Regions from separate parts of the Mus musculus genome. Here regions 2 and 3 are each linked to region 1. A link is a loop called in an ENCODE intact Hi-C map of the cell type or tissue named here. Cell type or tissue: heart. All regions are shown on one strand.

Region 1 (8,000 bases):
GACAAATAAACATCTCTGCGAGATGGCAGGGGTTCCCTTCGTGGTGGACCCCCGTAGCTATCTCTTCCACGGGACACTGGTGTTCTTCCGCCCATTCCACTGCTGCTTCGAACTGGTCCGGAAGGTGTTGATCTTTTAGGAGGGGGACCCCCGCTTCGTGGTGGTGGTCCTCTCTTTACTGGAAGTGGTCCCCTGGAAGAACTCATGTTAAAGTTCATGGAATAACCACCATCATCCATGTATCCTCCACGTGAAGGGGGTCCCCTAGTTCCTCCACTTCCTCCTCGAAGACCTCTGGGAGGGCCCCTGCTTCTTGGAGGTGGAGGTGGTCCACGCCTGCCACTTTCAAAAGATGGTTTGGTAGCTTGCTCCACCTTGATGGCTTTTCCATCCAAGGACTTTCCATTCATATCTCTAGCTGCATCTTTAGCATCTGCTGGGCTTTCGAAGGTAACAAAAGCAAATCCTCTTGATTTGTTGGTTTCCCGGTCTTTCATCAAAAGTATTTCCACTATTCGTCCATACTTGCCAAATACTGCTTCAAGGGCTTTCTCATTTGTTTCTGTATTAAGCCCACCAATGAAGAGCTTTCCTGGGCGATCTGCTTCAACCATCTTGCCTTCCAGCTGAGAGTCGGAGGGGACGTGAAGGTCTCAAGCTCCTCCTACAAGCTCGCCAAATCGGCCTTCCAAGTAGCTCACCGGTGACAGCTGCTGGGTCTCAGAACAGAACAGAAAAGCCACTAGGACTACTGCACACGAGCACCTGTGAATATTATTGTATTAGTTTCCTCAGGCTGCTGTAACAATGCATTGCGAAAGGGCTGGGGGTGGGAGGTGTGTTATAAAACATTGATTTTCTTACAGTTCAGGAAGTCACGAAGTATGAAGGTAAGTTTCTATCAGAAGCCTTAACAAAAATCTGTACCATGACTCCCTCCTAGCTTCCAGTGGTTGTCAGTAATTCTTAGACTACTTTGGCTTATAGATATCTCAATCTAGTTCCTCTCTCCACCCTACGTGGTGCTTACACTCCACCTGCACACCTTTGTATGACATTCAGAAGAACTGCAGCTTTTCATACCTATCAACATCTGATTTCTACAAGTCACCTTCTGAGGTCATGGGAAAACGTGTCTTTTACAGGGGATGGTACTCCAGTTAAGTTGGAGAAAGGATATAGGCTCATAAACTTAATCTAAATGAATATGACCCATTATTCTGGACTATCTGGTTAGGCTTTAAATCCAAGGACAAGTATCTTTTAAAGATACACACAGAAAAAAGGTAATGAATGCTCAAGGATGCAGAGAGCAGCCACTTGAAACATATGGAGGGAGATGTGATGCCTAACCAGGTCGAGACTGGAGCATCAGAACCTAAATCAAGGAAGCCAGGGAATATTAACAGCCACAAGAAGCTGGAAAGAGCCTTTAGAACACATGGCCCTCCAATATCTCCATTTTGGATTTCCTTATTCTGCAACAGTAAAACAACATGTCTATTGTCTGAGTATAGCTAACTCGGGGAGGGGACTATTTGTTATAGCAGCCCTAGCAAACTAATACAGTCCTTGACAATACAATTCACAAAACTACGGTTAAAATATTCTATGAATTAAGATTTTGTTCTAAACAGGTCAAAATCTCTAGAAAGACTCTGTGAGCAGCCTTACTTAAGCAGCACTATCTGTGATGACCTTTTGAGTATTCGATGACTGAGGCAGATTTTTTTTTCCTTTTGAACCAAGCAAAATTACTGAAGAAAATTATGTTATAAATTTTACTTCCTAGAACTCCACTTACCTTGTGACTGTCTTATAATAAGCCTTTATCACATTTCATGTACTTCTTTTGCCTGGTAAATTGTTTAATGTCTCCCTATTAAGTTCTTTTTATCTTGAGATTAGCTTTTCTTCATGCTGCCTGATGCGTAATTACCGAGCAGTGGGGGCTGTGCAACTGAGAACTGATAGCACAACTGCTTAAAGCAGCTTAGTTTTTGGATAGCGAGTCATGTCAGCAAGATAAAGTTAAATAGAGCAAATTGCACGCCGAGTCTCTTTCAAGCTTTGAATGCATTCAGAATGAAAGTCTGGTACAATCCCTTTCGAACGTTACGTTCCATAGTAAACTATTCAAGTAGCTGATACCAGGCTGCTTCAAAATGTCCCACAATACTTTGTTCCTTTCTTTCTTTGGGTGCATAAAGAGGAAGGGTTGATGCTCGGAAGACCATTCGTGAAACTATGTCATAGATTCGCCAAAATGCAATGCAAGAAACCGAGGGTTGGGGGAGGGGGCGGACATCAGACCCTCCACCCTGGATCTGGCCCTCACTGCTTTTGTTCTGAGTTCCTGGCCCCCTCTCAGTTGTCCTGTTGCTTTAGTGGTTCGGGGTCAGGCAAAGGCCCGCACCACGCGGCCTCCGGAATCGCCCGCCCACGCGCGGCACACGGGTGGGGAGGAGCCTGGGTCGCTCTCTCACCGCCCCCCAGGGAAGATTTGCCCCATCCCGGCCGTCCTCCCCACTCCCGAGGCGGGTTTTGGCCGCGGAGGCGGTCGGGCAGAAAGGCCCGGGCAGGCCACCGACCTGGCGGGAAGGCCCAGCCCGCCTTCCCCGCCTTCCCGCCGCCGCCGCTGCGGGAAGGCGGGGGGCCTGCCGTCCCGGACGTCTGCTCGGCCACCGATTTTCAACCTACCCACGGGGCTAACGCTTCCCTAACTAGGAAGCCGCTTTCCCGCGCCGGTCGCCACACGCGTCTGCCGCCGCCGCTCCCGCCGAGAACCAGAGGCCGCGAATGGCTTCCCCTCCCCCCGCGCAACGTCAACGCGACGTCGGTCGTCGCCGTAATGTCTCGAGTATACGCGCATAGACATAGCAGGCATTGGCGCGCGCAGCCGCCGCCACGGCGCAGCCCGGTACCGGCCCAGCGCACGCCGCGGGTCTCTCGGGCTCAGGGCAGAGTGAGAGACGCTCTCTGCAAGGCATGTCTCGGGGCTCGGGCCGCCGTCAATATAGCTTTACTGCAGCGACACCCATGATGAGGCTGGGCGTCTGGGGCGCCTCATCCCTCTCTCCCACTGCGGGCCTCCCCAAGCTTGGCCGTGTATGCACGGCGGCGGGTCCTGTTAGTGCAGCCCGTGACTCGTCTCACTTGCGTGCTCCTGGTGTGCCTCCGTTTTACGTCCCCTGCGCCCTGGTCCTCGGCGGGTGGGCGCGTCTATTCTGAGGTGCGTGGTAGTGATGGCGGCGCTCAGCGAGGCTTTCCTGTCACTGGGTACTACTACTCCCAGCCCGCCTCGGAGCCGCCCGAGCCACCCCTCGGTCTTTAGTTTACGAGTGGCAATTTGACTTGCTCTGCTGCATGTCTGGAGGGATCGAGGAAAGTGTGGAGACGCCCCGGGGATTTAGGGATCGCAGTTTGGAAAGCAAGCCAGCCAAACAAATAAACAAAACCCACCCGCCCTAACAAATATGAGGCTGCTGGAGAGGGCGAGGAAAGAATGGTTCATGGTCGGGATAGTGGTGGCGATCGGCGCCGCTAAGCTCGAGCCGTCGGTCGGAGTGAACGGGGGTAAGTGCCGCACCTCCGCCGGCTGCAGCGCGCCGGCTCCCACTTCTGAACTCGTCGGCGAGTCCCCGGGAGGAGCGGCCGCCCTGGCTGCGGCACAGCCCTCTGTCTCGCAGCGGGAGAGAGGGGGGCTTTTAGCAGGTTCTTCTCACTTGCTAGCCCAGGAGGGAATTAGGAATGGGGCAGGGGAGTGGGAGTGCAGGTTGCCTTTTCTGCGGGCAATCAATGACTTCTGCTCAGTGCCGGAGTGAGGGTACAGAAACTGAAAGTTACTCCTCTCGTTCTTAGTAGCATCCCATCCCAAGGGACTATAGGTTGCCAGGAGTTCTTTATCTATCCTGGAATAGACCTCATTATCCAGTCTATTTCCGACTCCTCCCTTTTGCCGCCCCCCCCCCCCAAAAAAAAGTCTGTTGGAGAGAAAGGGGTTTGGGGGAGATTATTGGCGGGAGCGGCGGATAGGAGAAAAAGGAAAAAAGGATACCCTTGCTCCAAACTTCAATTTTTAGTGTGCCTTAGTTGCTGACTAAAACTCCCAATTGTACTGACACGTTGCACTCTTTCCTTACGGGACACTACTTCCGTGTGCTGCTGGGCTGCCGTTACTACAGCAGCCGTCCAACAGTTGCAGACTGTGTTAGACTATGCACACTGTATGTTTTGGCAGGGAAGTGTGGATGGGTTAAAACCTCCGCTCCAATCTCTGAATAGTAGGAGCTTTGTAATGTGACCTGTGGACACTGGTGGGAACATGGGACGTGTCACTGGCGTTTTATACCCTCTCCCCCACCTTCAGACAACCTTGTTCTGCTTTTCATAGATATTAATTGAGTTTCTTCAGTTCATATGTTTTTGACCTCATGAGTTAGGTTCCAGGTTTATTGGCAGATCGAATATATCAACCATGCAATGGACCCAAATAAGGACAGAAGAACACACAGTCTTTCCCAAGTAGGAGGTGCCCATGTAGATATTTGAAATTTTACCTTGTTATTAAAACCTTACAGAAGTGAATGGATGATCTCTCTGAATAGTGTTTTTTCTTTCCCCAGCCCTAATTTCTCCATTTAGAGTAACTTCTGGAATCGTTTGGATTGAATTATTTAAACAGTGATTTCGATAGGAAAGCTTTCTATATTTAATTTTTTCCCCTTTAAATTTAACATATTTTAAAATTTAAATGCAACATAGAGTATGTATAGTTACCAGTTAGTTTTAGAAACAACCTTTCTGTGAGCCTTTGGGAAACTGTTAAGTTGGGATTTTGAGTTCAGTCAAATGAAGGGGGAATCTCTTGTTCCTGGAGCTGGGAGAAGTGACATGCTCCTGTCTTTGAGGCTACTTACGATGCTCCACTGTACTGGTTACAGTGAGGCTAGATCTCTGCTCAGCATTGAGATGGAGTTCCTGCTGACGTGTGTGGCCTATAGCCCCGCATGTCTGGGTTTGCCAAATGCCTTTTCCCTTGCCTTCCCCAGTGCTGAGTGGACAGGAAGGTTGCTGATGGTGAATCAGTTCCCTAGAGTTTCTTGTTCTGGCAGATACAAGATGGACTCTGTGAGCTCAGTTGTTCCCTTGGATTCTGCTTATTGAACTTTTTTACACTATTGTGTCTTAGAAATACTGTTTCATTTTCCAACAATCCTTATGGTAGTATTATAGGCTTTTTTTTTCTTCGTGGGGGTGGTGCACAGCTTTAATCTCAGCACCAGGAGGCAGATCTCTGAGTTCAAGGCCAGCCTGGTCTACAGAGGACAGCCAGGGCTACACAGAGAAACTCTGTCTGGAAACCCCCAAACAAATAAATCAATAAGCAAACAAGTAAATAAATAAAAATCTAAGAAGTAGGAGCAGGATAAATATTTCCAGCTAGAAGTAACTTATAAAATAATTTAAATCAGCATGCCACTTTATGTTTTGGTTAGATTATTGGGGTATGAACACAGGGTCTTGGCATACACATGTTAAGCACATGTTCTACCTATAACCACACCCCCATCCCACCCCAACCCCCAGTGCTGGTTTTGTAGATGTTGAGGCCTGACCACATCAGAGGTTAGTTAGGGAACAATGGAAACCAGGGCTTTCTCTTTTATAATAACAGTGACAAATACCTATAATAACAGTTTTGGTAAAAACAGAGAGAGAGAAAGAGAGAGAGAGAGATCACTATAAAGAGATAAAAGGCTCTGGAATAAAAACATTTCTATACTCTAATTAGCTAAATATTAGACAACAACTCTTCCTGTGTTTCTTCTAGGGCTCTTCCTGTATAAAAATTACTTGTCTTTAAGAAGAGTCAAATGACTGGAATTTTCTGTGTAGGTTGTTAGGTTGGTTGAGAGCTTTATATTCTGTGACCATTTCAACTGGTGGTCTGACCTGTAAAGCCTGTTCAATAAAAACAAAACTCAAAACAATCTCGAGCCACACTTTCAGCACACCCCTAAACAACAACAACTGAAGATTTAGAGTAGAAGGGTCACTGCAAATATTTCTCTCATGTACTTCTTATAGTCCCCTAAAGCGCTTCTTGAAGTTACTGCATGATGGAAAGGTGATTTAATTTTGTTTTTGTTTTATTGAGACAGGGTCTCTCTAGACCCCTGGCTGACCTGGAACTTGCTGTATAGACCAAACTGGCCTCAACTCAAGAGAGATATGCCTGCTTCAGCCTCCCAAGTGCTGAGATTAGAGGGAGTTGTGTGCCACCACACCTGGCTGGAAATGTGATTTTAAGATGTTTAATCAATTAATTAATTTTGTGTGTGTGTGTGTGTGTGTGTGGTGCATATGGAGGTGGGAGAACAACTTGTAGGAATCAGTTCTCTCCTATGTGGGTTCTGTGGATTGACAAGCACCTATACCCGCAAAACCCATCTTGTCAGGCCAGGAATGCTAATTTTTAAATGCATACACAGTAATAGACGCTCCTACACGTTCTTTTATTTTATTTAATTTAGTTAATTTATTTATTTAATTATTTTCGAACAGTGTCTCATTTAATTTAGCTCTGGCTGCCCTGGGACTTGTTGTGTAGCCCAGGCTAGCCCCAAACTCATAGAGATACACCTGCCTCTGACTCCTAAATGCTGGGATTAAAAATATGCATCTCTATGCCTAGCCTCTGCCCTTTTACTTTTTATTTATTTTTAATTTTTTTTTTTTTTTGTTTTTTGTTTGTTTTGAGCCAGGGTTTCTCTGTATAGCCCTGGCTGTCCTGGAACTCACTCTGTAGACCAGGCTGGCCTTGAACTCAGAAATCCACCTGCCTCTGCCTCCCAAGTGCTGGGATTAAAGGTCTACCCCCAACCCCCTACCCCAACGTTTTAAAGAGAAGTATTTGGTTCTTTTCATTTTACTAATAAAATACTTACAGCACCTTATTTAGTTTCATGCTTTGATGACTGAACTTGGGCTTTTTTCGTTCATTTTGTTTTGTTTTCTCGATGTTGTGTATGGAACCCAGCTTTGTAGATGGGACTCTGTACCGGAGCTTCCTTGCTCCTTTGCAGTCCCCTCCCCAAGCCACAGTCAATTGGTAAAGCCGCCTGGAAGGGGATTGATGTGCATGCCCTGCCCCCTTAGACTGTTTTAGTTGGTGCTTGGAGGTGAGCTTGAGGAGGCTTCTGGGGCTGCTGGAGTTCTTTAGCATTACAAAAGAGTTCCTCCTTTCTTCCCTTTAAAAAGACTGGGCAAGCAGGCCAGGTGACACGCCCCTTTAATCCCATGCCTGGAGGCAGAGGCAGGTAGATCTCTTAGTTGCAGGCCAGCCTGGTCTACAGAATGAGTTCCAAGACAGACAGAGCTCTTATTGAGAGACACTGTCTCAAAAAGCAAATGGCAACAACAAAATAAAGAGAACCGCTTCTAGACAGAGGTCAAAATGAGTTCATTTTCTTAGGGGCCTGTTTTTGTGTCAGTGGGTTTATTACATATTTGAATTATTTAAAGGTAAAGGAAAACAACTATTGAGCTTTATAAAGGTCTGGATCTTATTGTTTTGGTGACCTGGGAGATATAATTATTAGTTTGGAAAGTGACAAATTTGTACCCTAGTGTCAGCTCATTCCTCTTAAGTATTTGCCTAGCTAGCTTTTATTTTGTCGTGGGTGACCTCTAGTCCTAAAGAGTTCCAGAGAGCTGCCTGTGTGTCTCTTTAATCCAATCTCCCTTTCTCCTTGACCTGTAACCTGTAAGTTATCTTGGAATAGCCTCACTACATTTCTTGATTTAGAATTACCATCTGCATCTAGTATAACAAAAGTTATTGTGACTTGTCTCTGGGATTTGAAACAATGAAAATTCAAGATTGGATGACTGAATGGAACAACGCCATGTTACTACGTCCATATGTCTTTGGAGCCATCCCTGTCTTTTGCTAGCAACCATGTCACTGACTGTCCAACTCTTCCTCACTAGAAATT
Region 2 (8,000 bases), 310 kb after region 1:
TAGGCCACCAGCCTTATTTAGCAAGGGCACTGAGTCTCTGGCTTTGAAAGTACAATCTACCCTGCAAAAGGAGACAGGTGGCTGTAGGAGTGCAGGGCCACTTTCGCCCCTGGGTGAGAGACCAAGATTTCTGGGTTAGCCTCCCCAGGGTCAATTATCCGATATTAGCTAGCTGGATACCATGGTAGGAGGGCACAGGAAAACCCTACGCAGCAATCTTCTTGGTTCTGCTTCCTATTTAGGTGGCAGAGCCACAGCAATAGCTCTGGACTCCTGCTTCCCTGTGTGTCCACAATCTACACTGTATAGGAAGATAGGCGCTTTGCTCAGAAGACTTCAGGCCACATGAGAGGAGGAGCTGGACGCAAACCCCTCATTTGTTCTCTAGCGTACTTTCTGCTCGGTGGTTTGAAAGGATGCTTTTGAAGTTATATGGAACAAGTATGGTTGACTCAAACTCGATTTATTCATCACACAGGAAGCCAGACCCTTTGCATTAGTCTTCATTAGGCTTCCTTGGTACACCCTGTTACTTAATGACTTGCCCATAAATCCATTTTGTACAAGTAAATTGGTCTTGACACCACAATTTTTTCCATCACTTGGCTCAAGTAATTTTAAGTTTTCATCTTTTAAATTGGATAAGGCAGAAGGAATAGTTCTGACAATTTCTGAAGCAAGAGATAAGACTCTTGAACCATAAACACAAGAAAAAGAGTTCCTTCTGCCAGGGTCACCTTGGCAAAAGTTCTTCCTTCAAAATTAGATACACTCATGTCTACGGCTGCAGCATCACCCTCTCCTGCCTCCTATGCAGGCCCGTGTAAGTAACCTATTTTCATAAGTGCATGGTCATGGCACTCTATTTCCTGAGAGAAGCCACTAAGAGGTCTAGTAAGAGAATATTTGCTCTACAGCAACTTTTTTCATAGTTAAACAATGAAGTAAAGGGAAGGGCACATGCAGTGTGTGTATCAAACTGTATTCACCCAGTGATATATATTAGCCATGTTAGACTCAGTCTCCAAAGAGACTTTAAAAATTCAAGAGGACAAGAAAAATCTCACTTCTCTAGTAGTCTTGGCACCTGAACAGACTGTGTGTGGAAGAGGCATTCAAAGATGGTATCAGAAAGTCCAATCCCTCCCTTACCCGTCTACAACCATAGCTACTAAACAGGCATGGCTACTAAAGCATCATGCACGCACTTCAACAGCTACGAGCCTGCAATTCTTTTCTAACAACCATTAAATACTAAAAGAAAGGAAAACAGAAATGCTTGGTGGTCAGAGCCAAGCCTAGGAAGAAGCCTGGTCACATACAGATTTCTGACACTTACTCAGTGTTTGCTTCTTACTGCATGTTTTTCTCGTTTGTCTTATGTAGTGGGGCGGGGCAGAAGCAGCTGCTCCAGCGTGCATATGATGTCAGAGGTCACCCTTGCGAGGTGTCCAGGTTTGGCCATGAGTGCCCTGACAATTGGGTTACTTAGGCTAACTCCTAAAAGCAAGCTGCTCTCAACCAGAGGTGACTTTTGTGCCTCACCCTGGGGACATTTGAAAATGTCTACAGTCTGTACTGTCACTACAGGAGAGTGGTAACTAGGATCTAGTTTACAGAGGTCAGGGATGTCCCTCAAGACTCTACAGTGTACAGCAGTGGTTCTCAACCTCCCTAATGTGTGAGCCCTTAACACAGTTCCTCATGGTATAGTGAGCCCAACCATAAGGTTAATTTTATTGCTACTGTTATGATTTGTAATGTAAATCTCTGATATGCACATGCAATTCCCGAGGAAGGGTCGCCAGACACCCCCAAAGGGGCTGTGACCTTGGGGTGGGAACTGCTGGCTCAGAGGACAGCACTCTACAACGAAGGACTGAGTGGTGGGAGTGGTTCAACACGTCAGCTGACAGAAATGCTGCCAGGGAGCCCTAGCCACCACCTCGTTCCCTCTCTCTCGGTTTTCTGGCTTAAACACCACGGGATTTTAGGAAAGGCGAGCCTTGGCGTGAGAACCAGATGCTGAGTAGGCAAGCCCCTCTGTGTCTGTGGGTTTAAAGTGTTTACGGATCCAGCCAACCTTGCCTCACCTGGTAAAATGAAGCTGTAATTACTTGTCCAGCGGTCTCTCTGCTACCCAGACACAGACTTTCCCCTTGCTGTACTCCCTAAGCAATACTCTACTGCAACCAGTGACATTAAATGGCACGTTGTGAGTAATCTAGAGATGATGTGAAGGGCACAGGAAGACTGCACAGTTTATATGTAAACACAGAGGAAACCTGAACGTCCATGCACTTTTCGGTACTGGGAGGGATAACAGTAGCACTTATCAGAAGTATCTGATCCCAACACGGGGAAGCTGGAAGCAATCGTCAAAGTCTTGAAAGGGTTGACCTTCAAAAAAATAAATAAATTTCTAGTGCTGAACACAAAAATGTAACTTTTCTATTTTCCAGTCCCTCAATCCAAAAGTAGAAAATAAGCCAGGGAGTTAAAAACAAAACAAAACTTTCTTTAAAGAAGTTCTATTATCTAGTAGGCCACCCTTCAGTGAGAGAAGAGCTGCTGCAGTCGTTAGGGGTACTCACTTGGGAGGCAGGAAACCTGAGTTCTAATCTCTGCTACTTAATTATCTGTGCAGCTTGCGTAACTCATCACCATTTCACCTGTCACGGCCCCAGGCTCATCTGCAAAATAAGGAAGTTAGGCTAGATGGGTACTGGCTGTCTCTTCCTGTTCCAGCATCTGATTAACATGTGCAGTCAGTCAGTCAGTCTGTCTCTCTGTCTGTCTCTGTCTGTCTGTCTGTCTGTCTGTCTCTCTATCTCTCTCTCTCTCTCTCTCTCTCTCTCTCTCTCTCTCTCACACACACACACACAGTCACAGCCTGCAAGTTCAAACTCCCAATAGTAATTCCAAAGTGAGGCTGTGCTTTGCTACTTTAGAACCACAGTAGGCCCTTTCACGGTTTTGAAGAGCCAAATAAATTACTAACACTTTAAGAAAAACCAGTCTCGCAATGTGCAAGAACCATCTATGCTAGTAATTGAAAATTTGAGGAATAGAAGTTAAGGCATCACGATATCGTTCGGGATGCGAAAATGAAGCAAAAAACTCACACCCAAAGACGTCAGCCTGGGAAACAGCTGAATAATTTATGAGATCCACACAATAAAACAGGGGGCCCAAACGAGATCAATGAATTTTAAAATCACAACTTGTCTCATTTTAATGTAAGTATAAAACTAAATACTGGTGTGTGGTTAAAAAACTTGGTGGTCTTAGCTGAAACAGAAACAGGCCCACACAAGAGAAAGGGAGTTGGTGTGCCGAGGCCGTCAGCAAGGACCATTTCCTCCGCTCGTCTGTATTTACTTTCCGTCGCGCAGGGCTCGCGGGTGGAGGAGGGCGCCGAAGTCGCGCGCCACCGTAACCCTGGGCGCTCACCCCAATCGGCGCGAAGCGCGCGCGCCACGGGAGCGCGCCCGGCACCGCGAGCCCGCGTGGCCCAGACCAGCGAGCATCTCCTGGGACGCAGGCCCGGCTCGAGCCGCTCCCCGCCAGCCCGGACCATCCGCGGCCTACGCCAGCCGCTCCCACCCGGAGTGCCTGCCCGCACCCATTCATTCCTCCCAGGCCGCGGGCTCACCTTGCAGCCGGATCCAGAACGCTCACAGGCCGGGCTTCCGCGGACGCGCGCGCCGAAAACCGAAACCGCCCCCGGCAGCGGCTTTCCCATCTCACCCAATCAGCGTCCTCCTTGCCTATGGCGACCCGCGGGGATCAAAAACAGTCAGAACGCGTTAGTGAGCTGGCTTCCAAGACCGGGTTTGTTTAATGGTACCGTCGGCACCCAGCCAGGGCTTGAAGTAAAGGTCCGATATTCTGATATTCTCTCTTTTGCCAGAAAATAGAATACGAAAGCAAAACAACCAACCAAGAGCTAGAAGTGATCTTGTGTGTGTGTGTTTACAGTAAAGAACCTTAAAATATTAAGAAACGGAAACTTACAGTTAAAACGATGGCTGTTGAGCACCCCGAAATAGCCTTAAATAATTTAAAACAAATACAAGTTAAAAGCCTCAAACCCTCAAACTAACTTCTGCATATAAATTAAATGTATGAAGAGATTGTTTCCATGGGAATGCTGAAACAAAAAAATAATTCAAGCAACTCTGAATTATAACGGCATCAATTAGAAAACGTTACAAATTAGTTTAATTGGAAACTGCATGCAGATACTATTTAAGTAGTGTATGGGAACTTGGTTAGGGATACTTCATGAATTCTTAATGCATGCTTTTTATTTATGGAAGAAAAAAAGTCACAGGAAGACAATTTCTTCTACCCCCACGATCTCTTTATATTTTAACTTATATTTTATATTTATATTTTAAATTTTAATTCTGTTTCTGTTGTTTAACATTCAACAAAGTTATAATACCTTCAAACAACAGCTACATAACCCTGATAAGTGTTACAGGATCTAAGATGCAGAATTGTTTTCTGAAACACAAAGTGGATTCCTCCTTTTCTACGTGCCTTTGATTGATATCCTGGACAGTGATCTACCTGCCTTTGGTTGATACCCCAGACAGTGAACAACTGGGTGGAATTTGGAAAAGAACAGGAACATCCTTCTGTCTGTCTGTAAAATTCCAGTTGATGTCAAGACCAAATAATTACAGACATTGATCAAACAGCATTTTAGGCTCTTGAAATATAAAATTAGGAACACAGGTAAAGTCACATTTAAATCAAAGAAGGAGCACGCTATGCCTTGTCCCTAAAATAAAAACTGCTTTATAGGTCAAATTGGGGGCTGAGGATTTAGCACAGTGGTAGCATATCTAGTGTGCATGAACATCTCTGGCACCACAGCGGTAGTGGCATAGTGGCGCTCACACCTGTAATCCTAGCACCCAGGCATGCGTGCAGGAAAATCAGAAATTCAAGATCATCCTCAGCTACAGAATGAGTTTGAGACCAGCCTGGGCTATTTGAGACCTTGTCTAAAAAAAGAAAAAAGAAAGAAAAATCAAATTGTGCTACATACTACATTTCTTACTGACTGTAATTATGATATGCGTATTATATAGAGAGATGAAATAGGTAGGTAGACATAGATATAAGCATAGCTGCTCTCACGTTAGCACAGAGCTGTGATGCAGTCACCGAGTCTGGCTGGTGAACAGGCGGTGAGAAGAGTTTTGGGGGCCTGGTTCATCTGCAGAATAGTTGCCACTGTCTTCGAGGGCACAAGTCTATAAAGTCACAAGGCAACAATTGGTTGGACCAACAAATGTATAAATCTGTGGTTATCCTGAGAAACCCCTCAGCAGCTTAGAACTGGCCTTTACCAAAACACCAGACAGCTTCCCACATTCCGTGTGTGCACTTGCCGGCATCTTTTACGTATTTACAAGAAAAAAAAATGTGTGCAAAACTTCTTCCAGATTCCTGTTGAAAAGCCAGTCTTTAAAATCCTGCACATAACGTTAATTTATTAGGGAGACTTTTTAACATCATAAAAATAATTCAGAAAAGCTTAGCTCAGTTTACTTAGCTCAGTGCTGGATTAATATGCCTGAATTATTATACAGAGGTTAGGGTTGTACACTGATATATTCTGTATGGGTTTTGGCACATGCATAATGTATGTGTCCACATTTATAACATAAAGATACTCATTTATAACATTATAGGGAACACCCTCTGGGCTTCAGCCTTCCTCTCGGCCATGCCAGTCACGTGTTACTTTCCTTTCACGGTGATTTTGTCCTTCATAGTGTCACTGACTTGTCACCCTGTGACCAAGCCTTTTCAGATCGGCTTGGGTCCCTCCAGGCCTTCATAAGTCGTGTCCTTTAAGTGTTGAGTAGTAAACAATCTGCTCAGATCCAGCACAGTGGCTTTCACTCACTCACTAAGGGTCAGCTTGGTTGTGTCCGAGCTATGGCAGTTACCAAAAGGGTGTTATAAATATCCCTACGTAGGTGTTTGTGCGGAATTAGGTTTTGAATCTTTAATTTTAAAAGATTTTTTTTTTACTTTATGGGAATAACTGCTTCCCCTACACATGTGCACCTGCATGTGGGTGCCTGTGCAAGAAGAAAGCGATGGGTCCCCTCAAGCTGGAGTTGTAGGTGATTGGGGTGCTAGGAATAGATCTTTGGTCTTCTGGAAGAGTCACAAGCACTCTGAATCTCTGAGTTTCCCTCCCCAGTCCTGTAGTTAAGTTTTAAGCCATTTGGGCAAACGTTAAGGAACGGGTGCTGGGTCATACAGTAGGTGTTTAGATCTGCAAGGACTGCTGCCCTGTCTTGAGCGCATCTCTCCCTTTCCCAGGCCCCCAGCATGGAGCTGTGCCCTCTGCTGCTCCTCATCCTTAATAGTACCTCACGTCCCCGGTGTTTCAGATCTGGGCCACTCTGAGGAGCATACTAGAGAATCTTATTGCTGTCCTAACTTACAGTTTCTTACTGACATGTGATGTGGGTGGGGCATACCTCCTTATGTGTGGTGACAGATGGATGTCTTCTCTTGTCATGCATCTGCTCCGGTCTTTGGTCTATTTTTGACTTATTGTCAAGTTAGAGGTGCACATATATATGCCAGAGGGCAATGTTCAGTGTCATTTCTTGGAACACACACACACACACACACACACACATTTAAAGAGTTATTTATTTTGTGTATGTGAGTACATTCTCTATCTCTTTAGACACACCAGAAGAGAGCGTTAGATCCTCTTACAGAAACTTGTGGGCCACCATGTGGTTGCTGGGAATTGAACCCAGGACCCCTGGAAGAGCCGTCAGTGCTCCTAACCACTGAGCCATCTCTCTGTTTTGAGACAGGGCTTGCTTTCTCAGTTAAGATGGCTTACCAACGAGCCTATGGATCTACCTGCCTCTGCCTCTCCAGAACTGGGATTACAAACATACCCCATCATGCCTAGGTTTTTATGTGGGTCCTAAGGATAAAACTCAGGCCCTGTGTTTGCCCAGCAAGCACTTTACTGACTGAACCGTCGCCTCAGCCTCAAAGCAATTTTTTGTAGCCTTTGAAAAGCTCTGTTCGTCAGTGTCGTGTTTTTAGAAGAGAAGGTCTCCTGCCTGGTTCATCCCATGAAGTATACGTCAGCCCTGCGAGTGCATGACTGACTGGATGGTAGAAACAGGCATTGGATTGGATTGGCCAACATCTTCCATAGCATATTTGGATATTGAACATCAGCATTACACTTTCAAGAACTTTGACTGATCTCGTTTGAACCCTGCATTAGCCAGTATGACACACTGGCAGGGACCCAGACCTTTCCTTGACCTTCAGTCTGGATAATAGAAACAGCTAAGCCACGCTACTCTAGGTCCACTCTTCAGCCATTTTCAAGGGATGTGGAAACTATTTGTTAAAACAAATGAGAAGACATTCTTAATTTGACTCCAGAGTTGAATATCTTCTGAGATAGTCATATGCTAATTGACTGAGAGGCAAATGACTAAGGAAAGGGGCATTAGTAGCTTGTTAGTGCTGTGATAAAACATGACCGATAGCAGCTTATAGAAGAAAGAGTTTATAGTTCCAGAGAGTCCATAGTGGTTTGGAAGGCACTGCAGTAGACGAGCAGAGCAGAAAGCTGAGAGTTCACATCTTCATCCATACGCATGAAGCTGAGGGGGAGGGAGATGAGGGAGGGTGCATAGGAGTGGAGGGCAAGGTGGGGGCAGAAGGGAGGAAAAGTCCAAGACCCCCAGACTCCCAGACACCCAAAACACAGACACACAGACACAAACAGTCACAGACACTGAGAGACACAGAGACAGACAGAAATACCAGAAATCTGGGGCCAGGCTATAGAACTCTGACTTCCCCCCACCTCAACTCCCACGGATACATTCACTACCGCAGCCACAGTAAGGTACTTCTCCCAGCAAGGCTGTACCTCCTAAAAGCTCCTTATTCTCCCCAAATAGCGCCCCCAATAGGGG
Region 3 (8,000 bases), 110 kb after region 1:
TACCAATTAAAAATGTTTCAAACCAAAACAGCAGTAATTACTTGCTATGGTACTAAGAACATGCATTTACATAGACTCCATGTACTTTCTGGAGTAAGACAGAAATTGTCTTTGTATATTCAGATGGTATAGTATTTACTTCTCCTTTTATAATCACAAAGTTTCCCCATTATCCGACATCTTGACACTTTGCTGGCAGGATGAGCTATGTTGTTGTTGTTGTTGTTGTTGTTGTTGTTGTTGTTGTTGCTGTTGTTGCTGCTGCTGTTGTTTTGCCATGCAGCCCAGTCTGGTCTGACACTTCCTGGGAGGCCTGGCTGGTCTTGAACACATTAATCCAGACTGGTTGTGAATTCAATATTCTCTTACCTCTGCCTCCCAAGTGCTACTGTTGGAGTCATGTGCCCTGACTTCTAGCGGGATGATGTGCCAATCAATATGTGTCCTTTCTTGTTTCTATTTATTCACTTTAATAGAATAATCCTTCCTTTTCAAGTTGCATTCGTTTAAACTAAAACCTTTTTTGCTTTTATATTTTTCACCTTTATAACTATTATCATTATTATTAACTTTTGTGTGGTGTTTGTGACATATCTGTGTGGGCGTGGAGTCATTTCTCTTCTTTCAACTTTTCTTAGGCTCTGAGTTCAAACTGACATCCCCGTGTTTTTCATCCCAGCACTCAGGAGTCAGAGGCAGGCAGATCTCTGAGTTCGAGGCCAGCCTGGTCTTCAGAGTGAGTTCTAGGATAGCCAGGACTATACAGACAACCCCTGTCTCAAAAAATAAACAAACAAAAAATGAAAATATGCCTGCTTAACCTCTAACTGTGAATCGTTTTGTGTCTTTAAATCTCATGTATGCCAATAATAGATTCTGTATGTACATATGTGTGTATGTTTAGGGTTATGTATCATATCAAAGTTCATTCCGTTCCTTGTTGGCCAGCTGCAGAGTCAAACACCTGAAAGCTTGTACTGTTATCTCTTCTTCTGTTTGATACTTATATAGAAGTAGGCTACTACAAATATCTTAGGATCTCTGTTACTGTGACAAAATACCATGGCCAAAATCAACTTTGCTGGAAAAGGGTTTATTTCATCTTACAACTTGTAGTCCATCATCTGGGAAAGTCAGAAGAGAAGGAACTCAGTCCAGGCACAGAAACAGAAGTTATAGAGGGAAACTGCTTACTGGCTTACTCCCTGTGGCAAGCTCAACCTGCTTTCTGACCCAAGAACAAGCAGGCCAGGGGGTTGGCACCACTCACGGTGAGCATGGTCTTTCCACATCCACCATCAATCAAGAAAATGCAGCACTTGCTTACCCACGGGCTCATCTGATGCAGACGTTTTCTCAGTTGAGGTTCCCACTTCCCAGATGACTTCCCTCCCATGTTGAGTTGATATGAAACAATCCAGAATAAGATATCATAGTTACCTCTCTGTTGCTGTGAGAAAATACCCCAAGAAAAGCAGCATAGGAAAGACAGGTTTTGGTTTGGCTTATGACCAAAGGTGTCTAGAGGGATAAAGTCCAAATGATATGCAAGGCACAGCAACAGTCAAGGAAATGTGCTATCTGGAGCAGGAAGCTGACAGGCCACATGTTTATTCATTCACAGGAAGTGGGCAGGAGAGGCAGGAAGTAAGGTGAGGCTAAGCTATAAAAACCTCAGAGCTCACCCCAGTGACAGAAGGACTTCCTTCCTTTTTGAATGGGATCTCATTTGGTCGCCCAGCTGGGTTCCTAACTCAGCCTTCGGCATTGCTACCACACCCATCTGATGTTATATAATCAAGGGAATAGGTGCTGCTTAGAACACGGATTCCATTCAGCGAGTATTCCTTGAGTGTCATAACCTCTTAGCTGCCTTCATTGCTGTTATTATTATAAAGCATGTGACACCAGTGTGAAGTCATATCTCAGTGGCCATCGTAGCTCGTTGTTGATTCCTTCTAAGCTTCACGTTGCCCAGATTTAGAACAGGAGAGTAACCTATGGTGATTGAGAGAATGACATAAATTTGGAGAATTTGCAGAGGACTATGTGGATCAAGACTTATGACATGGCCTGTTTACTGTTACTAAGAAACCGTCCAGTCTCCGAGAATCACCTTGAATTACTTGCTCATATCTATTTACTTTCCTAAGTCTTCTGAATTGATGATGGAAAGCAAAACAGAGTGATCACTGCGCCGACAGCAGTGCTTGCAAGCTGTGACAGGTGCAGCTCTGAAGGTCATCATGGAGAAGATACTGTAAGGACTTGGGAAGGTACCAAGGAAAGCAGGTTTCATCCCTAGCAAAAGCTCCAGCCCACCAGGATGAATCTAAGTAGATCTTGATGTATGGAGATATTTGGGGCCCATGATAGAGAAGCTTTTGTGAGTCTAGATTGAGTTTTGGAATTTTACATTGTTCAAAGCTGCATACCTTCTGATGAGAAAACACAATATATAATGATTGATTTTTATGTGAAATTTAAAAATGATTTGATTTAAATGCTTTTGGAATATTTTCACTCTCCTGAGTTCTGGAATTTAGCCATTGTTATATATTAAGAATATGTCTATACTAAGGACTTCTCAGGACAATAGCATCTATCCTGGCTCCTTATAAAATAGCTGCAAGGCTTTTTTTTAGTATACCATGTTAATATCTACAATTCTTCTGGTCCTTCACTATGCCTTGAGCAGTACCATTTGAAGTCAGTCTTTTGTTTTTTGTTTTTTTCATTTTCAAGCCAGGGTTTCTCTGTATAGCCCTGACTGTCCTGGAACTCTCTTTGTAGACCAGGCTGGCCTCGAACTCAGAAATCTGTCTGCCTCTGCCTTCTAAGTGCTGGGATTAAAGGCGTGAGCCACCACACCTAGTTTTTAAGACACATGATCACTATTTGATGATGTGCATTCTGTGATTTCTGTAAATTTACTGAGTATTAAAATGCATGCCGGCTCCCTATAGTCACTGAGGGTACAGACAGGGAAATGGCCCCAGGTCCCCTATCATCTGCCCTGTGCAGTCCCTGGAAATCTGTAAGCTATTGAGTGAAGCTGTCCCTGAACCAGTAACTGCCCCATGGTGTTCATGTCCTGCAGATTCAGGAATGGCACTGATAGGGATGGGACCAGTTAGAAATTGATCACCACACCCAGGCCTGGAGCAAACTGAGCCTCTCCCCAGGAGAGTCATCAGCTTCTAAAAGCTTACCCAGGAAGGTAATTACGTGCACCTAAGGGCCGCATGCTGCTGGAAGTGCACAGCACACTCATGCTCCATAACAGGAAGTTCACAGCACATTCGTGCTCCATAACAGGAAGTGCACAGCACATTCATGCTTCATAACAGGAAGTGCACAGCACACTCGTGCGCCATCACAGGTAATGGAACTCATACACTTCTGCTTTTGGTTTGGTTTGGCTTTTAGGATTTGTTTTCTTTTCTTTTCTTTTCTTTTTTTTTTTTTTTAAGATTAGCATTTTTATTGTGTCTCAAACACTAAAGGTCTTTACAATTGTTTTCTTTCATTTCTCTCCCTACTGTTCTCTGTATAATTCATGTCATCTGTGTTTTTATCTAACTTTTTTAATATGACTCTATTCTTATTTTTATTGGATATTTTCTTTATTTATATTTCAAATGTTATCCCGTTTCCCAGTCTCCCCCCTCCCTCCCCCCGCCTCAGGCCCCGAATCCCATCCCCCACCCCCTGCTTCTATGAGGGTATTCTCCCACCCACCCACAACCTGCTTTTGTAGAGGTAAAGCATAACCAAGCCCTTGCTGGATTAGAATTCATTAGTATCCCACATATTTAGAAAGAGCTTATGCCTTCCCTAAATATGGGAAACATTTTATTTTTTCTTCTGAATTTAGAAATCATATTTGAGGGTAAGGTCTATAAGCCGTTGACCCCCAAGTGCTTCTTAAAGAGATACTGAAGAGCTTGCTTTTGCAGAGGTTAGCACTGAAGCTCAGCGCTCTATTAACCAGTGGGGAGTAAAGAGCATGGAAAGTCCCCCGGGTGACTGAGAACACAGGCGCAGCTTAGGGGCTGGCCTCCAGAGTGGGCCATCCAAGGGTGGTTTTTAAGAACAACTGCCTAAGGCTGTCTTGGGGCAAGTGCTTGGGAGAAGAATTTGCTCCTTTAGGGGAAGGGAAAAGAAGCCCTTGCTTCCCTAAAGATGGATGGCTCCTCTTTGTCTGACCAGAGAGTGGCACTGACGGATTGCAGAGTGTGTGATAGCAAACCTTGCTGGTCTCCAGTGAGGCTCAAAGCGAGCAGTCTGTTTGGGATGAGTTATCTGTAATCTCTGCCTTTCCCCCGGAGAGGGAGGGGGTGACTAATTGCAGCATCCTTTAACAGTAATTGAGACGGATTGAGGGCGGAAATGAGCGATTAACCTTGAGCCTCCTCCTGACACTGCAAACCGTCTGGTCCTGTAGAGTAGGTTTCTGGGGGGTGCCTTGGTGGTTCAATTACACAGATGACCATATAGCTCTCATAATTAACTTAAGGCAGTGTGTTTCCGCCCTAACTTTTGAGATGTTTGTTGCTCTGTTGACGTCATTCCAGGAATGAAACTTTTACAGGGTGACAGCCAGAGGCAGATTTACTAAGAAGCTAATGAAGGAGTACAATCCCCACAGGCCCCTTGCTAAGTCCCGGAGCTACTTTTGGACCACCAGGATGTATGAAGTTCAGTTCCTACAGAAGAACCGGGTTCTGTCTGTGGGGTAGAATTCTCTTTACAGATAAGCAGCTGACAGACAGATTGGAGATTTTGCTGAAATGGTGGGCAGGATTCCCTTACTCAGGAGATTTTGAAACTGTTTAAATTTAGTAAGTCTACTATGCCTGTGTGCCATAGCTACTCTCTGAAATTATAGAAATTAGAATAACAATTTCTACTTTTATGCTTCTGTAAGTAAATATTTTATTCTTTCATTAAAGTGTTAATAAAGTTTAAAAGGGAAAGTATAGGAAAACTGCACAATATAATAATCATAATGGTAGCTGGGCAGTGGTGGCACACACTTTTAATCCCAGCACTTGGGAGGCAGAGGCAGGTGGATTTCTGAGTCTGGCCAGCCTGGTCTACAGAGTGAGTTCCAGGACAGCCAGGGCTACACAGAGAAAGCCTGTCTCAGAAAAGCCAAAGGGGAGGGGGAATGGTAACATATAGAGGTACTGGCTTATATATTTGTGTGTACTGATACAATTGCATATAGGGATCAGATGGCTTTGCTGCAAAGCATGCCAGCTACATTCTGCACTGTGATGGCGACGCTCTCTGCAGCTCTTCTGCACCGGCCACGTTAGTGCCCCGTGTGAAGCAGGTGCTCGGAGCTGTGCGGCTGAAGCTAAGTACACTGCTGAGTGGGATGATTTTCTAAACTAAAAAATAAATGTTGGCAGTTTGAAAAAAAAAAAGCAAAATACATTACCTAAAGATAATGTTTTATACATTGATGGTAAGTAGCTTTTATGAGACAAAGTTCTCAGTTTAATCAGAATTTCTATAATCATCATCTTGTAAGTGTATGTCACAAGTCTACTGGCACAGTGTCCCTCAATTACTAAATGCATAGCTAACTCTGGCAGCGTGCATGCCTTTGTGGAAGACTCACATATACTCAAAGAAAAGGGCATTTTCCCCTTAGGTTTTTCCCATAGTTGTCCATTTTGGTTTCCTCCCTGAGAGAGCTGTAGGTTGGCTCAGAGGGATGAGAGCTAAGAATCGCTGGGTCCAAGTGAATTTTATTCAGTCAGTTGTACCTTTCGCTACACTTCTGTCCATAGCTAGTTAAGTCGCTTCCTTCCCAGTGGATATCAAATTTTGCTCAGATGCCTTTTAAGAAACAGGAAGTTAGCTGTCTTGCTTGGTCTCTCATGGTCTCTTCCGTCCTCCTGGGATTTAGACACTGACAGCTATTTGGCAAGCAGCTATTTGTGTAGCATGAATAACTGAGTGAACTTTGAACTGTATAATCTGTCGAGAGCCAGGCCACTTTGAAGCTATAAGGAACTTCATATCCCTCAGCTAGGAATCATCTATTTGTCCTGAAACTCAGTTGGCACAGCACTGAGAAGCAGCCAGGAGAAGAGTAGACTCCTATTCACATGGCCTTTGGAAAGAGTAATAGATACAGAAGTGGATGCTGTAGTGTAGAGCAAAGGACTCCCCAACTAGCTCTGACTTTCAATTACAACATGTTTCTTTCAGGTAACTGTTTCTCCAGCTTGGAACCTTTGTCTTCGGGAAGCTAACTCCTCATTTCTCTGAACTTCTCAGTTATTCAACCTTATAGGCAATGAAATGAGAGAATATTTCTTTTTTGATTGTTGAGATTATAATGTAATTACAACATTCCCTCTTCCCTTTCCTCTCTCCACCCCCATATATCCCTTATAATTCTCTTTCAAATTCATGACTTCATTTTTTCATTGTTATTACATGTATCTATGTCTATGTATATACTTATATTCCTAAATTCATTTTAAACTAGTTATCTTAGTACTGAACACATTTAATTGTACCGTCTGCAATGGTTACAGAACTAAGTCCTATTGGCGATCCAGTCTTCCAAGGATATGTTTGTGACAGTGATCTCTCCAAGGCTCCTGAGCGACCTGCTTCAATAAACAATCGCAGGAGGTGCTACTGTCTCATAAAGATTCGCTTTGATAAGAGTAAGAGATAAGTAATTTCTGGGAACAACATAACCATCTATAAACACCAATGGTTATAGACTGTTTTGGGCTGTTGGACAGCATATATCCAAACACATAGAGCCTTGATGGTTTGGTGAGTGTGACCATAAAATGGAAGTAATTTGGGCTCTATTCCTAAACTCCGCAATTCTGCTAGGTCAGTTCAGACAGTCTCCACAGGAAGCGGACATTGAGGTCAGAAATTGGGTCAAAGCCTTTTAATTGTGAGCCTCCGCTCTGCCTCTGGGCTTGGGTCAATAGCCTCAGAAGCTCTGATGTAGGCTGGAAAGGGCATTTTATGGGGGCTCAGGTGGTCGACTAGACTGTTCTAATGCTCCATTGTGAGTCGCAGATTATCTGCTTTGCAGATTATCTGATCTTCTATCATCAGCCTTCCCACTGGGCTTTCGGTTGCCAAGGCCAGACAGACGCAGTCAGTTGGGCACGGTGAACTCTACGCTCCCTTCGCAGATCCAGATGCCAATCAGCCACAGCTGTTGGGGGTGGTGACTGAGGCCTTTTTGATGGTATTTTCTCAACCTTATTCTGTATTCTCTGTAGTTGACTAAACCTCATTTTATTCACATCTCTAAGAAATCTGTAGGCTGGAAATCAAATCTGTCACACAACCCATGCAAAATGAAACCAGCTAGAACAGCCTTGCTTTGTCCACTCTCTTCAGCGTAGATGTAGCACTCCCAAGTGTGTCAGTGTCTTCTCTGGACATCCATGAGGCTCTCCAGTCTAGGCTGCCCTTAAGCGCCTGCTCACCCAAGCTCTGCTTGATGAAGAGATAGGGTGCTTATCTATGTGCATCACAGTGCCCTTGGATTCAGGGGCAGGGGAAAGCTATATTGTGAATTACGTTTTTTGTTAAAGGCCAGTATATTTGTATCATTTGTTCTTGTTTTTGTAAACAAAGAGAGAAAAGAAGGGCTAATGAAGCAGAGGCAAAGAGACAAACACAAAGAGACTATGCTAACCTCTCTGGTCAAGTGGGGAGTATCCCTGATAAATTCTTGATTACTAGTTTCATTTCTCTTGGCATACAAAAACATCCTTATACCTTATGTGCCAAAAACAAAGGTTACATACTCCCGTGTATTGATCTTTGGTCTTAGCCTGGATCCTGCCTTCCTCCCAAGTACTGACTCCCCTCCGCTCTCTTCCCATAAAATGCATTCTCTTTCCCGAGTAGTGCTTCTCACCGTTCCTAATACTGCAACCCTTTCAAACAGTTCCTCACGTTGTGGTGATGTCCAACCATAAAATTAATTTGTTGCT

What was found. Peaks named below come from ENCODE experiments on the same cell type or tissue, not always from the same donor. Only the 100,000 strongest peaks of a DNase experiment are listed, where the experiment ranks them.
Region 2: it touches region 1 in a loop (7-fold over the local background); 9 of 42 quality-filtered maps call a loop at or near these places.
Region 3: a loop joins it to region 1, with 2.8 times the contacts of the local background. A loop is called at or near these places in 9 of 42 quality-filtered maps.

The regions. Positions count from the first base shown.
Region 1 is chr8:78,506,099-78,514,098 of GRCm38, forward strand. Rbmxl1 (RNA binding motif protein, X-linked like-1) reads right to left here and starts at 2,830. Exons shown (of 2, transcript NM_001252089.1): 1 at 2,701-2,830; 2 at 1-719. The coding sequence starts at 614. Slc10a7 (solute carrier family 10 (sodium/bile acid cotransporter family), member 7) reads left to right here and starts at 3,230. Exons shown (of 12, transcript NM_029736.2): 1 at 3,230-3,576. The coding sequence starts at 3,477. In heart, no CTCF peak of the experiment used is centred here; DNase peaks (open chromatin) are centred at 2,513, 2,813 and 3,243; H3K4me3 peaks cover 3,335 bases; H3K27ac peaks cover 2,743 bases.
Region 2 is chr8:78,817,393-78,825,392 of GRCm38, forward strand. It overlaps Lsm6 (LSM6 homolog, U6 small nuclear RNA and mRNA degradation associated), which reads right to left and starts at 3,760. Exons shown (of 5, transcript NM_001191004.1): 1 at 3,656-3,760; 2 at 2,595-2,693. In heart, no CTCF peak of the experiment used is centred here; a DNase peak (open chromatin) is centred at 3,759; H3K4me3 peaks cover 1,752 bases; H3K27ac peaks cover 2,295 bases.
Region 3 is chr8:78,620,905-78,628,904 of GRCm38, forward strand. All of the region lies in intron 5 of Slc10a7 (solute carrier family 10 (sodium/bile acid cotransporter family), member 7), which reads left to right. Among named protein-coding and RNA genes, the nearest start is that of Gm39203, 50 kb to the right of the region's middle. In heart, no CTCF peak of the experiment used is centred here; DNase peaks (open chromatin) are centred at 1,617, 3,237 and 5,947; H3K27ac peaks cover 519 bases.